Regions from separate parts of the Homo sapiens genome. Here region 1 is linked to region 2. Evidence: chromatin contacts called from ENCODE Hi-C or POLR2A ChIA-PET data. All regions are on one chromosome and are shown on one strand. Each heading gives the region's core, a stretch centred on a gene start or an enhancer-like site at or near the end of the contact. The rest is flanking DNA. Distances are from core to core; before and after follow the strand shown. Region 1 has its middle 19 kb from the start of FOXK1. Region 2 has its middle 68 kb from the start of FOXK1.

The links. A loop is a pair of places that touch in the nucleus more often than their neighbours do. ChIA-PET counts read pairs that join two places held with the same protein, here RNA polymerase II (POLR2A). Pooled maps may share reads with other maps.
Region 1: POLR2A ChIA-PET joins it to region 2 with 21 read pairs in BJ. The contact joins two enhancer-like sites. A Hi-C loop is called at or near these places in 1 of 50 pooled maps. POLR2A ChIA-PET finds 5 or more read pairs at or near these places in 3 of 52 experiments (BJ, OCI-LY7 and Panc1).

Annotation. Positions count from the first base shown.
Region 1 is chr7:4,659,609-4,667,207 of GRCh38, forward strand. No RefSeq gene overlaps it. Among named protein-coding and RNA genes, the nearest start is that of FOXK1, 19 kb to the right of the region's middle. RefSeq lists a silencer at 5,253-5,427. Within about 2 kb of position 2,468, at least 2 of the 41 ENCODE cell types and tissues checked have a DNase peak (open chromatin) inside an H3K27ac peak, as active enhancers do.
Region 2 is chr7:4,611,173-4,618,114 of GRCh38, forward strand. No RefSeq gene overlaps it. Among named protein-coding and RNA genes, the nearest start is that of FOXK1, 68 kb to the right of the region's middle. Within about 2 kb of position 1,904, at least 15 of the 41 ENCODE cell types and tissues checked have a DNase peak (open chromatin) inside an H3K27ac peak, as active enhancers do.

The DNA.
Region 1 (7,599 bases), core at 1,218-3,717, 49 kb after region 2:
TTTTGGGAATAGGCTTTGTGATGTTGGGGCTGGGATCTTCAGCACCCTTTTCCCTTTACCCAGCAGGCTCCTTCTCAGGCTCTTGCCATAGGTGGCGCCAGAGAAAGACTTCAAGGCTGGAACAGGAAGGAAGAATTTCCTCCTTCCTGTTTCTCCCCTTTGGGTCTCCACCTGTTTCCTGCCCCTTTTTAAGGTTCCCAGCAAAACTTCTTCACCCTTGCACCATCATTTCCTTTGGCAGCAGCAGCTAAATCCTGCCTGCCATTTTTCCAACACTTCACAAAAATAGCCTCATTGTGACCCTTCACCATCACCAGCACCTGCCAGCCCACTCTTCAGAAATCAGAGTTTCAGCTTCCCTAAGTTCCTAAATTTCAATAATTCCAACCTCTTCACATGGTGCCTTCCCTCCACTCATCCCTACCAGGTAATAGCTACTTCATCCAGTTGCTACCTCCAAGATACATTTAGAATTCTGTTTTTACTGTGTCAGTTACAGAGGTCACAATTTTATACCTAGCTAATGGTTCTTTAGATCAAGTTCTTTCTGTTAAAATAACTTGGTGGCTCTTGAGTTCATGCTTGTTGCTTCATAGTCACCTCCAGCATTAAGCCGACATCCCATGCAGTAAGAGAGGGAAATGGTGTTTGAGAGCCACATATGCCCCTTTCAAAGAGCTTTCCGCTGGGATGACCAGTTGTCCCTGATTGTGCAGGACTGAAGAGTTCCCCAGGATGCAGGACTTTTGTGGCTGAAACCAAGAAAGTCTGGGCAAACAGGGATGAGTTGGTCACCCTAAACTCTGTGACTTCTGCTTAAACACATTGACTGTAGCTATTTCTATGGTCACTTTGCTCACCTCTGGCTTCAAGGAAGGCTGGGATACGTAGATGTAGGTTTTTAGCAGGGCTCATTATCACCCCAGTCAAAAACAGAGTCCTGTTAATTAGAAGGAAGGGCAGAATGGATATTGGAAAGGCAGCTGGTGGTCCTGCCCTTTAACTCCAGATAGCAATCATTAACCACCCCGCAACATTGCCTGAGATCACATGGCTATCATTAGAGATGTGACAAGAAGCCAGGTCTTCTGCTGGTGGCCCCCATAGGATACACTGCCTGTTTCTCTCTTTCAAACTCATTTCTGGCACCCAAGAAATAAAACCATTTCCATATGTTAGCATTTTCAATCTTCAATGACTAATTATATTCCAAAGGTGAGAGGTTTATGCAGGAAACCTTCCCACCATGTCTTGGCCAGTTACTGGGTGAAAATGGTCACCAAATAGAACCATGGCTATTTTACATATGCACTATTTTTATTTCTGTGTTTGCAGTCATGTTTGGCTCTTTCTTAGTGGGAATTTTGGTTGTAAGATTTTAGTTTTGGGCCGGGGGCGGTGGCTTGCGCCTGTAATCCCAGCATTTTGGGAGGCCGGGGTGGGTAGATTGCTTGAGCTCAGGAGTTTGAGACCAGCCTGGGCAACATGGCAAAACTCTGCCTCTAAAACCAATACAAAAATTGGCAGAGCATGGTGGAATGTGCCTGTAGTCCCACTTGCTTGAGCCCAGGAGGCAAAGGTTGCGGTGAGCCGAGATCGTGTCACTGAACTCCATCCTGGGTAACAGAGTGAGACTCTGTCTCACACACACACACACACACACACACACACACACACACACACACACACTTTAGCGCAGATTTTAGTTTTGGCTGGGCATGGTGGCTCACACCTGTAATCCCATCATTTTGAGAGGCCACGGTGGGCAGATCACTTGAGCTCAGGAGTTTGAGACCAGCCTGGACAACGTAGCAAGACCCCATCTCAATTTAAAAAACAAAACAAGACCAGCCTGGAAAACATAGCAAGACCCCATTGCAATTTTTAAAAATTGTTTTAGTTTTGTGATGGGTTCAAGAATCCTGTGTCCTGTACTCTTTTTTTATTTGGTGTTTATCTGGTTTTTTTTTCTCAAGCATTAAGTATTGTTTTATCCTAGATGTCTTTATTCTAGGTTCCCTTTGGTACCTGCATTTACTCTTATTGACTTGGTAAGAAAATGCTTGTTTGGGAGGATTCCAAATCTGTTAAATCCATATGCTGGCTCACTTTCATTTCAACAGCCAGGTGCTTCGGCAGTATGGCATTAATATACATAAAAAGAGGGAGGCAAACTTATGTCTCACAGATTGAATCTTTTTTACTAACTTTGGAAGACTCTCTTGGCCAGCTTGGTTTGTTCCTTTGAATCATGAATACGATAAACTGCAGAGGGAAAAATATGATCAATAGGTATCAGCCAAGGGCTGCTCGGCCTTGTAGATTTCACGTATATTTTGTGACCTCCCCATAACACATCATCATTGGAGGCTGCATATCTGCAAGGTACACACAAAATAGGCTGCATCTCATCTGCTTTCAGTCACCACAGCACCGTGTATGTTTAGTACAGCCACAATTTTTATAAACGGCCGAACAACGGGCTGGAAGCCAGGGCTTCTCAAATTCCATTTCCTTCTCTAGGATACGAATTTCCTCATAGATGTTGGAAGCTACGTTTCCTCTTTCCTTTCCTCTCACTTCAAAACAGTGAACATGTGAATATATATATTTAGAGTAGCATGAGAAACAAGCAGTTCCTACATCTTGCATGTAATTCACTAATGTCCAATTTCATTGTCTCTCCTTGTCTCCATGTAATTCCTTCTTTCCTGTTCAGAGCTCTGAAGATTTGTAATTAAACTCCCACACTTGGTTTTTTTTTTACTTCAGCTTTGATTATAATTTTAGGTTGAGCCATATGAAAGTAATGACAATTAACCACATGTGACCTTTTTTTTTTTTTTTTTTTTTTTTGAGATGGAGTCTCGCTCTGTTGCCCAGGCTGGAGTGCAGTGGTTCCATCTCGGCCCACTGCAACCTCCACCTCCCAGTTCAAGCGATTCTCCTGCCTCAGCCTACCGAGTAGCTGGGATTACAGGTGCCCGCCACCATACCCGGCTAATTTTTTTTGTAATTTTAGTAGAGACAAGGTTTCACCACGTTGGCCTGTCTGGTCTCCATCTCCTGACTTCAGGTGATCCACTCGCCTCAACCTCCCAAAGTGCTGAGATTACAGGTGTGAGCCACCATGCCCGGCCCTCACATTTGACCATATTTGAATGGCAGTTGTATCTGGTTCAACCTAATTATAAGCTGCATACATTGAGACTGTGCTTATATTCACAGCACTGCACCAAGTTTTTACACATATAACTCCCAGTTAGACTGCAGATTCACATAAAGTGGGGAAACTGAGGCACGCGTGGAGATGAAGTGACTTGACCAGGGTTTGCAGTTAGTAAGTGTTGGAGCTACAGTTAAAACTCAGGGGTCTGGCCGGGCGCGGTGGCTCACACCTGTATCCCAGCACTTTGGGAGGCCAAGGCAGGCGAATCACTTGAGGTCAGGGGTATGAGAACAGTCTGGCCAACATGGCAAAACCCCATCTCTACTAAAAATACAAAAATTAGCTGGGAGGGGTGGCATGCACCTGTAATCCCAGCTACTCAGGAGGCTGAGGCACAAGAGTCATTTGAACCCGGGAGGCAGAGGTTGCAGTGAGCCGAGATCACACCACTGCACTTCAGCCTGGGCAACAGAGTGAGACTCTGTCTCCAAAAACAAAACAAAACAAAAGAGACGGAGCTCTCCCTATGTTGCCCAGGCTGATCTTGAACTCCTGGCCTCAAGCAATCCTATGGCTTCGGCCGCCCAAAGTGCTGGGATTACAGGTGTGAGCCACCATGCGTGGAAACTGGTTTCTTTGGAGAAGGGTCTGACTTCCTTATCACTGTTCTCACACCTCTCAAACACGTGGCTATTTGTCACTTCAGGGTAAGAGGATGTGACAAACGGCAGGACCTTACGATCTACATTAAAAAGCTGCTTACCATGAATCCACTTAAAATGGAAACCAAAACGTTTTAATTCTGTGAAATTTTGTGAGATTTGTGGGGGAAAAAAAAAACATATGAATCAGACTTTACCTAGAAAGATGATTCCAATAAGTTGGTTTAACTTATGCTTCACTGAATTTAGTTCCTACAAAATTTTTGCTAACTTTTAACAGCTGAGACAACATGCGCATATCATGTAAATCACCCATTTTAAATATACAATGCATTGGCTTTTGGTATATTCACAGATCTGCGCATCCATCAACACAGTTTATTTTAGAACATTTTCTTTTTTGTTGTTGTTGAGACAGAGTCTCACTCTGTCGCCCAAGCTGGAGTGCGGCGGTATGATCATGGCTCACTGCAACCTCCGCCTCCTGGGCTGAAGCGATCCTCCTGCTTCAGCGTCCCAAGTAAATAGGACTACAGGTGAGCACCACCAGGCTCGGCTAATTTTTCTAGAGATGAGGGTCTCGCCATGTCACCCGGGCTGGTCTCGAACTCCTCGACTCAAGCAATCTGCCCGCCTCAGCCCCGTAAAGTGCTGGATTACAGGCGTGAGCCACCATGCCTAGCCTTACAACGTTTTCATTATACCAAAAGGAAATTCCTCGCTCTTTAGTTATCACCTTCGTCTCCCACATCCCCATCCCAGCCAGCCCTAAGAAACCACTAATCTGCTGTCTCTATGGATTTGCCTGTTCTGGACATTTCACATAAATGGAACCACACACTAGGTGGTCCTTTGTGATTGGCTTACTTCACTTAGCATAATATTTTCAAGGTTCATTCATACTGTAGCATGCATCAGAACTTCAATCCTGTTAATTGCCAAATAATATGCCACTGTAGCCAGGTGCAGTGGCTCACGCCTGTAATCCCAGCACTTTGGGAGGCCGAGGCGGGTGGATCCCTTAAGGTTAGCAGTTCGAGACCAGCCTGGCCAACATGGTGAAACTTTGTCTCTACTAAAAATACAAAAATTGGCCAAGTGTGGAGGTGGGTGCCTGTAATCCCAGCTACTTGGGAGGCTGAGGCAGGAGAATCTCTTGAATCCAGGAGGCAGGGGTTGCAGTGAGCCAAGATCGTGCCACTGCACTCCAGCCTGGGTGACAGAGCAAGACTCCATCTCAAAAAATAAATAAAATACAATAAATAAAATTGCCTTCTTTGACGTGGAATCGGAAGCCCGACTTTTTAGGTTCTTTCATCAGATCCCAAAGAAACCAACTGCCATTTCCACTGCTGAAGTCTCTCAACAAACATCACTGTGCATTGGTCTGGTCACCAATGGGGGTGTCTTTCCCATGAGTTCCTCCCACATCCTCAATAAAGAAGCAGGAATAATGATTCAAATTTTTCTTTTGGCCAGGCACGGTGGCTCATCCCTGTAATCCCAGCACTTTGGCAGGTTCAGAGGGGAAAATTGCTTGAGCCAAGGAGTTCAAGACCAGCATGGGCAACATAGCAAGACCCTGCCTCTATTATTAAAAATTAAATTAGGTCAGGTGAGGTGGCTCATGCCTGTAATCCCAGCACTCTGGGAGGCCAAGTCAGGTGGATCACAAAGTCAGGAGTTTGAGACCAGCCTGGCCAACATAGTGAAACCCCGTCTGTAGTAAAAATACAAAAATTAGCCGGGCGTGGTGGTGCGTGCCTGTAATCCCAGCTACTCGAAAGGCTGATGCAGGAGAATCACTTGAACCTGGGAGGTGGAAGTTGCGGTGAGCCGAGATCGCTCCACTGTACTCCAGCCTAGGCAACAGAGCGAGACTTCTACCTCAAAAAAAAAATTAATTAATTAACTAATTAAAATTAAAAAAGGAAAAACAAATTTTTATTTGGTCTCTGCCAGGAAAAAAAAGTAGCTTCCACTTAGCAATCAGCTTGTTTTTATCTTACGGAGAGTTAACCTCATAAGTGAGCATGTATCCTTCCTTGTTTGGGCTGCTAGTTAGCTCAGAACCAAAACTGGAATCCGTCTCTCCCAACTACATTAAACTTTACGGTTTGTATTTTGTGTACTCACTATATGCATGGCTTAGTCTTACGTTTTTGATCAGTATTTCTCTGTTTTTCTGTTTTCTCATTTACTGATCTACTTTTATATTGTTGTATGTATATATCTGAGTAAGCAGTCAGAAATCCATTTTTTAAAATTTGAGTTCAGATGAACTTAACCACCATGATGCAATCAGCAAAAGTCAGACTGTGGGAAACTCTAATGAGCAAATGACCCAGTTTCTTGAAAGGGGAAGAAAAGGAAATGGACAGGGAAGCCTAGACTAAAAGCAATTACAAGAACCCTCATACATTGTTCTTGGGAATGTCAAATTCCACAGCCGCTTGGGAAAGCAGTCTGGTAATTTCTTCAAAAGGTAAACATATACTTAGTATGTAACCCAGCAATTCCATCCCTAGGAATCTAACTGGAGAGAAATGAAAACACACGTCAAAGACTAGTCTATGAATGTTCATAGCAACTGCATTATTCATAGGGCCAAAAACTGGAAGCAATCCATGTGTCCATCGAGTCGTGGATTTATTCTTTTTTTTTTATTTTTTACTATTTAAAAAAAAATTTTTTTTGAGACAGATTCTCACTCTGTTGCCCAGGCTGGAGTGCAATGGCATGATCTCAGCTCACTGCAACCTCCGCGTCCCAGGTTCAAGCAATTCTCCTGCCTCAGCCTCCTGAGTAGCTGGGATTACAGGCATGTGCTACTACACCCAGCTAATTTTTGTATTTTTAGTAGAGATGGGGTTTCACCATGTTGGTCAGGCTAGTCCTGAACTCCTGACCTCAAGCAATCCACCTATCTCGGCCTCCTGAAGTGCTGTGATTACAGGCATGAGACACCTGAAGTGCTGGGATTACAGGCATGAGCCTGGCCCATTTCTACTTTTCTACCAATTTACCAAAATTTCTACCAATTCTACCAAAATTTGCTGGGCGTGACGGTGGGCGCCTGTAATCTCAGCTACTCGGGAGGCTGGAGAATGGCTTGAACCTGGAAGATGGCGGTTGCAGTGAGCTGAGATCCAGCCATTGCACTCTACCCTGGGGACAGAGTGAGATTCCATCTCAAAAAAAAAAAGTAGAAATAGTCAAGGAGAAAGCAGATGCTGGAGTGAGGATTGACTTCAATTGAAGAAAATTTTTAGGATGATGGAGGTATCCTTTTTTTCTTTCCTTTTTTCTTTTTTTTTTTTTTTTTTTTTTTGGTGAGACAGGGTCTCCACCCAGGCTAGAGTGCAGTGGTGCGATCATAACTCACTGCAGCCTTGAACTCCAGGGCTCCACTGATCCTCCCACCTCAGCCTCCCAAGTAGCTGGGACTACAGGCACACACCACCAGACCCAACTAATTTTTTTAAATTTTATTTATTTATTTATTTTGAGCTGGAGTCTCACTCTGTTCCCCAGGCTGGAGTGCAGTGGCACAATCCTGGCTCACTGCAGCCTCCGCCTCCCAGGTTCAAGCCATTCTCCTGCCTCAGCCTCCCCAGGAGCTGAGATTATAGGCACTTGATATCACCCCCTGCCGATTTTTGTATTTTTAGTAGAAACAGGGTTTCACCATGTTGGCCAGGAAGGTCTCGAACTCCTAACTTCAGGTGATCCGCCCCCTACACTAGCCTCTCAAAGTTCTGGGATTAT
Region 2 (6,942 bases), core at 654-3,153:
ACTTTGGGAGTACGAGGAAGGAAGATCACTTCAGCTCAGGAGTTCAAGACCAGCCTGGGCAACATAGTAAGACCCTGTCTCTAAAAAAATTTTAAAAATTAGCCAGGCATGGTATTGCATACCTGTGGTCCCTGCTACTTGAAAGGCTGAGGCAGGAGAATCACTTGAGTCTAGGAGGTGGAGGCTGCAGTAAGCTATGATCACGCCACTGCACTACAGCCTGGACAACAGAGCAAGACCCTGTCTCAAAAAAAATAAAAAATTTGTAAACGTAGCAGCAGCCCTGAAGGTGGGGAGTATTGAAATTAATGATCCTACTCTTTTGAGTTATAAAAATGGAAGTTCCAAATAGCAAGCATTGGTGAGGTTGGAGAGGAACCGGGGTCCCTACATTGCTGGTAGAGGTTAAGTAGGTACACCTCCATTCGGAACTTTTCGGCAGCCCTTAATCAAGTTGAACATACAAACATTCATGACCCAGCAATTCCACTCGGTGTATATCCAGCAGCACCCATACCGGGTGTACCCAAAACATGTTCCAGACCATTCATAGGCACACTGTCTGCAATGGCCCACACTGCAATGAGCTCCACTGTCCATCAGTAACGGAAAGGGTAACTTGTGCTATATTCACATGGGAAATATATTCCGCTGTGCAAACGCACCAACTGCTACTATGCATAGTAATATATGAGGACAAATCTCATAAAAGTCACCTTAAGTCAGTGAAGAGAACATCCCATGTGATTTTGTTTCCATAAAGCGTAAACAGCAGGCAAAGCTAATCTCTGGTGTTTGATGTTGCGATAGCAGTTTCCCTTAGAGGTAAATGGGTAGTGGCTGAAAAGAGACACAAGGGGCCAGGCACAGGGGCTCACACCTGTAATCCCAGCACTTTGAGAGGTTGAGGCAAGTCAGGAGTTCGAGACCAGCCTGGCCAACGTGGCAAAACCCCGTCTCTACTAAAAATTAAAAAAAAAAAAAAATTAGCCGGGCATCGTAACACACGCCTGTAATCCCAGCTACGCAGGAGGCTGAGGCAAGAGAATCGCTTGAACCCAGGAAGTGGAGGCTGCAGTGAGCCAAGATCATACCACGGCACTCCAGACTGGGCAATAGAGTGAGACTCCATCTCAAAAAAAAAAAAATAGACACAAGGGAACGTGCTAAGGCAACTCCTGGTACCAGTACCACTTCTTGGCCTGTTAGGAACCGGGAGGTTCAGCAGGAAGTGAGCAGCGGGCAGGAAGGTGAAGTTTCATCTGTATTTACAGCCACTCCCCATCGCTCGCATTACCGCCTGAGCTCCGTCTCCTGTCAGATCAACTGCGCAAACCCTATTGTGAACCGCGCATGCGAGGGATCTAGGTTGTTTGCTCCTTATGAGAATCTAATGCCTGATGATCTGCCACTGTCTCTCATCGCCCCCAGACAGGACCCTCTAGTTGCAGGAAAACAGGCTCAGGGTTCCCACTGATTCTACATTATGAAAGTTGTAGAATTATTTCATTCTATGTTATAATGTAATAATAATAGAAATATAATGCACAATAAATGTAATCTGCTTGAATCATCTCAAAACCATCTCCCCGACCCGGGCCCACGGAGAAATTATCTTCCACGAAACTGGTCCCTGGTTCCAAAAAGCTTAGGGACTGCTGTTCTAAGGGGCTAGGGAGGTTCTGTTTCTTGACCTGAGCGGTAGGCACGTGGGTGAGTTCACTTTCATCCTTTCACAGTCCTGCTTTGCACGTTTTTCTGTCTACATGCTATACTCCAATACACATCTCAAAAGACAATTACATATGTGTGTGTTAGACAGAAAGAAGGAAGAGGGCAGGGAGAGAAAACCACCGCATTCAAGCATCGCCGCCTCTAGGTGTAAGGTTCATTCCAGGACTGCCTGGAGTTGGTGACTTTGCATTCCTGCAGAGGAAACCCACTTCCTTTGCCTGTGTTCTCGGGCCGACTTCCCATATCTGCTGACCAGAAATCCTTCCTTGCAGCCGCCCCTGTAACGGGGCTGGCATTTGCAATTCGAAAGTGTCTTTGGCCTTGTTTTTCCGAGGAAATGAAAACGCTATGCGTTATCAGCATATCATCCAACAATTTATCATCACGTTGGCACCTGACAATGTTGATTTATGATTCCAGCAGGAAGAGCAGCCCTCCAACCCCCCACCAGTTCAGAAATGGAGACATCGAGGAGTCCTGAGCACAGGCAGGAGAGACTATGAAGTTATCGTAGACTCGATGTCCACAAGTGCCGGTGAGAATGACTGTGCAGAGACCATCTGAGCTCCCTGCAGATCTCACGACTCTTTTCCTCCTCCCCTTGCTCCCGGGTGCTTTGTCTCTCACACTCGGCCCCTGTGGAGCTGTTCTGCCTATGCAAGCAGAAATTGAGAGGTGCCTGGGGTTCCTGTCCCCCCAGCCAGCTCTTAGCCAATGGCGAGCAGATTCCAGAAAGTGAAAGCCCCGCTCCCTTTGCCTGAGTCTGGACAGACCCTGGGGCATAACTTACGCTGCAGTGCCTTCCTGCAGGATTGGGCCAAAGCCACCCCAGGGGGATTTTGCCAAAGGACCTTACTCTGGCTTGGCTCCTGGGTCCCCTCCTCCTACTCCCTTCCAGACCTCCCGGGACCACGGCATTCCTACGTGGCTTGCACACAATTCCTTACCACAGAGTTTGCTTCTGGGGAACCTGACCTAAAACCGAGGGGAAAATGGATTCTAGCATTTTTCAGATTCAGAAACGGGAGACCCAAATGGCCCGGGCCTCCCGCCTCCCGCACACAGGCCTGTGTATCAAGTTTCTGCAAGCACAAGCAAGAGGCTTGCAACGTGTTTGCAAGCAGTCATCATCATTTCCAGGATTGGCTATGACTCGGGTTGCAATGTTTTATTTCAGTTCACAGACAGACACAGGCCACACTCCAGGGCTCATGCCCACATCCGTAGCTTGGAACTCGAGATGCACTGTCTAGGATGGCCAACATCAGGACGGCACCCACCAGCAGACAAGCCTGTTCCCAGAATAGCCTTCTTTTTTATTTTTTTGAGACAGGGTCTGGCTTTGTGGCCCAGGCTGGAGTGCAGTGGTGCAATCATAGCTCACTGCAGCCTTGACCTCCTGGGCTCAAGTGATCCTCCCACCTCAGCCCCCCAGCCCCAGTAGCTGGGACCACAGGCATGCACCACCACGCCTGGCTAATTTTTTTTTTTTTTTTTTTTTTTTTTTTTTTTTTGTAGAGACCAGGTTTCACCATGTTGCCCAGGCGGGTCTCAAACTCCTGGACTCACGTTATTCACCCGCCTCGGCTTCCTGAAGTTCTGGCATTACAGACATGAGCCACTACACCCAACCAGAAAAACCTTCTTAACCCATGTGTTTCTGAACCTTGATTTTGTTTTATTTTAATTTTTTATTTTTGAGACAGAGTCTCACTCTGTCACCCAGGCTGGAGTATAGTGGCATGATCTTGTCTCACTATAACCTCCACCTCCCAGGTTCAAGTGATTCTCCTGCCTCGGGCTTCTGAGTGGCTGGGACTACAGGTGCCTGCCACCACACCCGGCTAATTTTTGCATTTTAGTAGAGACTACGTTTCACTGTGTTGGCCAGGATGGTCTCGAACTCCTGACCTCAGGTGATCCACTCGCCTCGGCCTCCCAAAGTGTTGGAATTACAGGCGTGAGCCACTGCGCCAGCCTGAACCTTGATTTTAAATAAACTAATCTAAGTTCCAGTGGTCTTCCCTTAGTTTGAAGCGGAAGATAGATTTTCTTCTCCTGGAATCAAGTCTGCTATGCAGTAGAGCAGGTGGAAGCTCTGGGAGCTCAAAGACCTGGGAAGGTCTGGGAGCTCAAAGACCTGGGAGCTCTGCCACTCACTAACCACGCGCCCTGGGATAGGCCACTGGCCCTCTCTGCCCTCCAAATGTCCCATCTGTGCAATGGACACAAGAACGCCAACCTCTCAGGACTAGAGTGAGAATTGTCCAATAATATTAGGCCAGGTATGGTGGCTCACAACTGTAATCCCAGCACTTTGGGAGGCCTAGGTGGGTGGATCATTTGAGGTCAGAAGTTTAAGACCAGCCTGGCCAGTATGGTGAGACCCCATGTCTACTGAAAATACAAAAATTAGCCAGATGTGGTGGCACTCACTTGTAGTCCCAGCTACTTGGGAGGCTGAAGCAGGAGAATCGCTTGAATCTGGGAGGCGGAGGTTGCAGTGAGCTGAAATTGGGCCACTGCACTGCAGCCTGGGTGACAGAGCGAGACTCTGTCTCAAAAATAATAAAAGTAATAATATTATTATTACTAAATGCAACTGGGCACGGTGGCTCACACCTGTCACCCCAACACTTGGTTGAGGGCTCCACCAGGAGGATCGCTTGAGGCCAGGAGTTCGAGAGCAGCCTAGGCAGCATAACAAGACCCTGTCTCTACAGAAAAAAAAAAAATTGTAATTAGCTGGGCATGGTGGCACATGCCTGTGGTGGCAACTAGTCAGGTGGCTGAGATGGAGGACCGCTTGAGCCCAGGAGGTGGAGGCTGCAGTAAGCTATAATCACACCACTGCACTCCAGCCTGGGCAACAGAATGAGACTTTGTCTCAAAAAAAAAAAAAAACAATAGAGATGCATTGCTTCACAGTTCCAGAGGCTAGACGCCTGAAACCAAGGTGTTGGCAGGGCCCTGCTCACCCTGACCCTGTAGGAGAGGACCTTCCTGGCCTTGGCGCGTGGCTGCATGACTCCAACCTCTGCCTCTCTTATCACATGGCCTCTTGTCTTTTCTCTGTACATCTTGTATGGACATCAGTCATGATGGATTAAAGGTTCACCTCCCTCTAGGGGGACTTCATCTTAACCAATGACAACTGCAACAACTCCATTTGCAAATAAGGTCCCAATCACAGATTCTGGGGGCTAGGACTGCAAAGTTTGCTTTGGTGGGAAACACAGTCCAACTGATACCAATGGATAGACAAATAAGTGGTGGTATTCCATACAATGGAAGGTTGTTCAGTCATAAAAGGGAATGAAATTCTGATACATGCTACGGCACAGATCAAACTCGAAAACGTCATGCTAAATGAATGATGCCAGACACAAAAGGCCACTATTGTACAATTCCACTTATGGGAAATAGGCTGAACAGGCAAATCCATAGAGACAAAAAGTAGATTATAGGGGCTGGAGGGAAGGGAAGAATGGGAAGTGATTGCTCATGGGCGTGGCGTTATTTTTAGAATAAGAAAAAATGTCCTGGAATTAAACAGCAGTGACAGCACAATTTTGTAAATATACTAAAAACTACTGAATTGTACACTTTAAAAGGGTGAATTTATGGTATGTAAATCGCATCTTGATTTTCAAAAAAAAAAGACCCTGTTTAAGAGGATGAAAAGACAAGCTACACACTGGCAGAAAATGTTTGCAAACCACATGCACCCCAAAGGACTGGTATTTGGAGTATATTTTTTAAAAAGGAACTCTTCAAAAATCAACAGTAAAAAACAATCTAATTAGAAAATGGGCAAAAGAAATGAAGAGGCATGGCTGGGTGCAGTGGCTCACGCCTGTAATCCCAGCACTTTGGCAGGCCGAGGCGGGTGGATCACCTGAAGTCAGGAGTTCAAGACCAGCCTGGCCAACATGGCAAAACCCCACCTCTACAAAAATGCAAAAATTAGCCAGGCCTGATGGCGGGTCCCTGTAATCCCAGCTACTTGGGAGGCTGAGGCAGGAGAATCGCTTGAACCCAGGAGGTGGAGGTTGCAGCAAGCCAAGATAGTGCCATTGTACTCCAGCCTGGGCTACAGAGCGAGACTCTGTCTCAAAAAAAAAAAAAAAAGAAGAAACATTTCACTGAAAAAGATACACAGATGGAAAATAAACACATGAAAAGATGTTCAATATCATTACCTACTGGAGAGATGCCCATTAAAACCACAATGAGATATCATGAGACACTTACCACAACAGCTAAAGTAAAAAATAAAATAAAAATAGTAACGCTGGGCGTGGTGGCTCACGCCTGTAATCCCATCACTTTGGGAGGCCGAGGCAGGCCGATCACAAGGTCAAGAGATCGAGACCATCCTGGCCAACGTGGTGAAACCCCGTCTCTACTAAAAAAAAAAATTACAAAAATTAGTTAGGCGTGGTGTCGCGCGCCTAAGTCCCAGCTACTCAGGAGGCTGAGGCAGGAGAATTGCTTCCACCCGGGAGGCAGGGGTTGCTGTGAGCCGAGATCGTGCCACTGCACTCCAGCCTGGGCGACAGATGGAGACTCTGTCTCAACAACAACAAAAATAGTAACAACACAAAATGCTGGTGAGGATGCAGGGAAACTAGATCCCTCATATGTTGCTGGTGAGAATGTAAACTGGTACAGATACTCTGGAAAAGAGTTTGACTGTTTTTTCAAAAACTAAACATGTACGTATCATACAACCTAGCGATTGCACTCTTGGGCATTTAAACGAGAGAAATGGAAAGTTATGATGACACAAAAACCTATACATGATTGTCTGGAGCTGCTTTATTCATAATAACCAAAAACGGAAAACAACTCTGAATTGTAATCCCCATGATTCCATTAATTCCCACATATCAAGGGCGGGACCACGTGGAGGTAATTGGATGATGAGGCCGTTTCCCCCAGGCTGTTCTCCTCATACTGAGTTAGTCTCATGAGATCTGATGGGGTTTTTTTGTTTTTGTTTCTGTTTTTGTTTTTTTTTTGAGACAGAGTCTCGCTCTGTCACCTGGGCTGGAGTGCAGTGGTGCAATCTTGGCTCACCGCAACCTCCACCTCCTGAGTTCAAGCGATTCTCCTGCCTCAGCCTCCCAAGTAGGTGGCATTACAGGCGCCCGCCATTATGCCCAGCTAATTTTTGCGTATTTTTAGTAGAGACAGGGTTTCGCC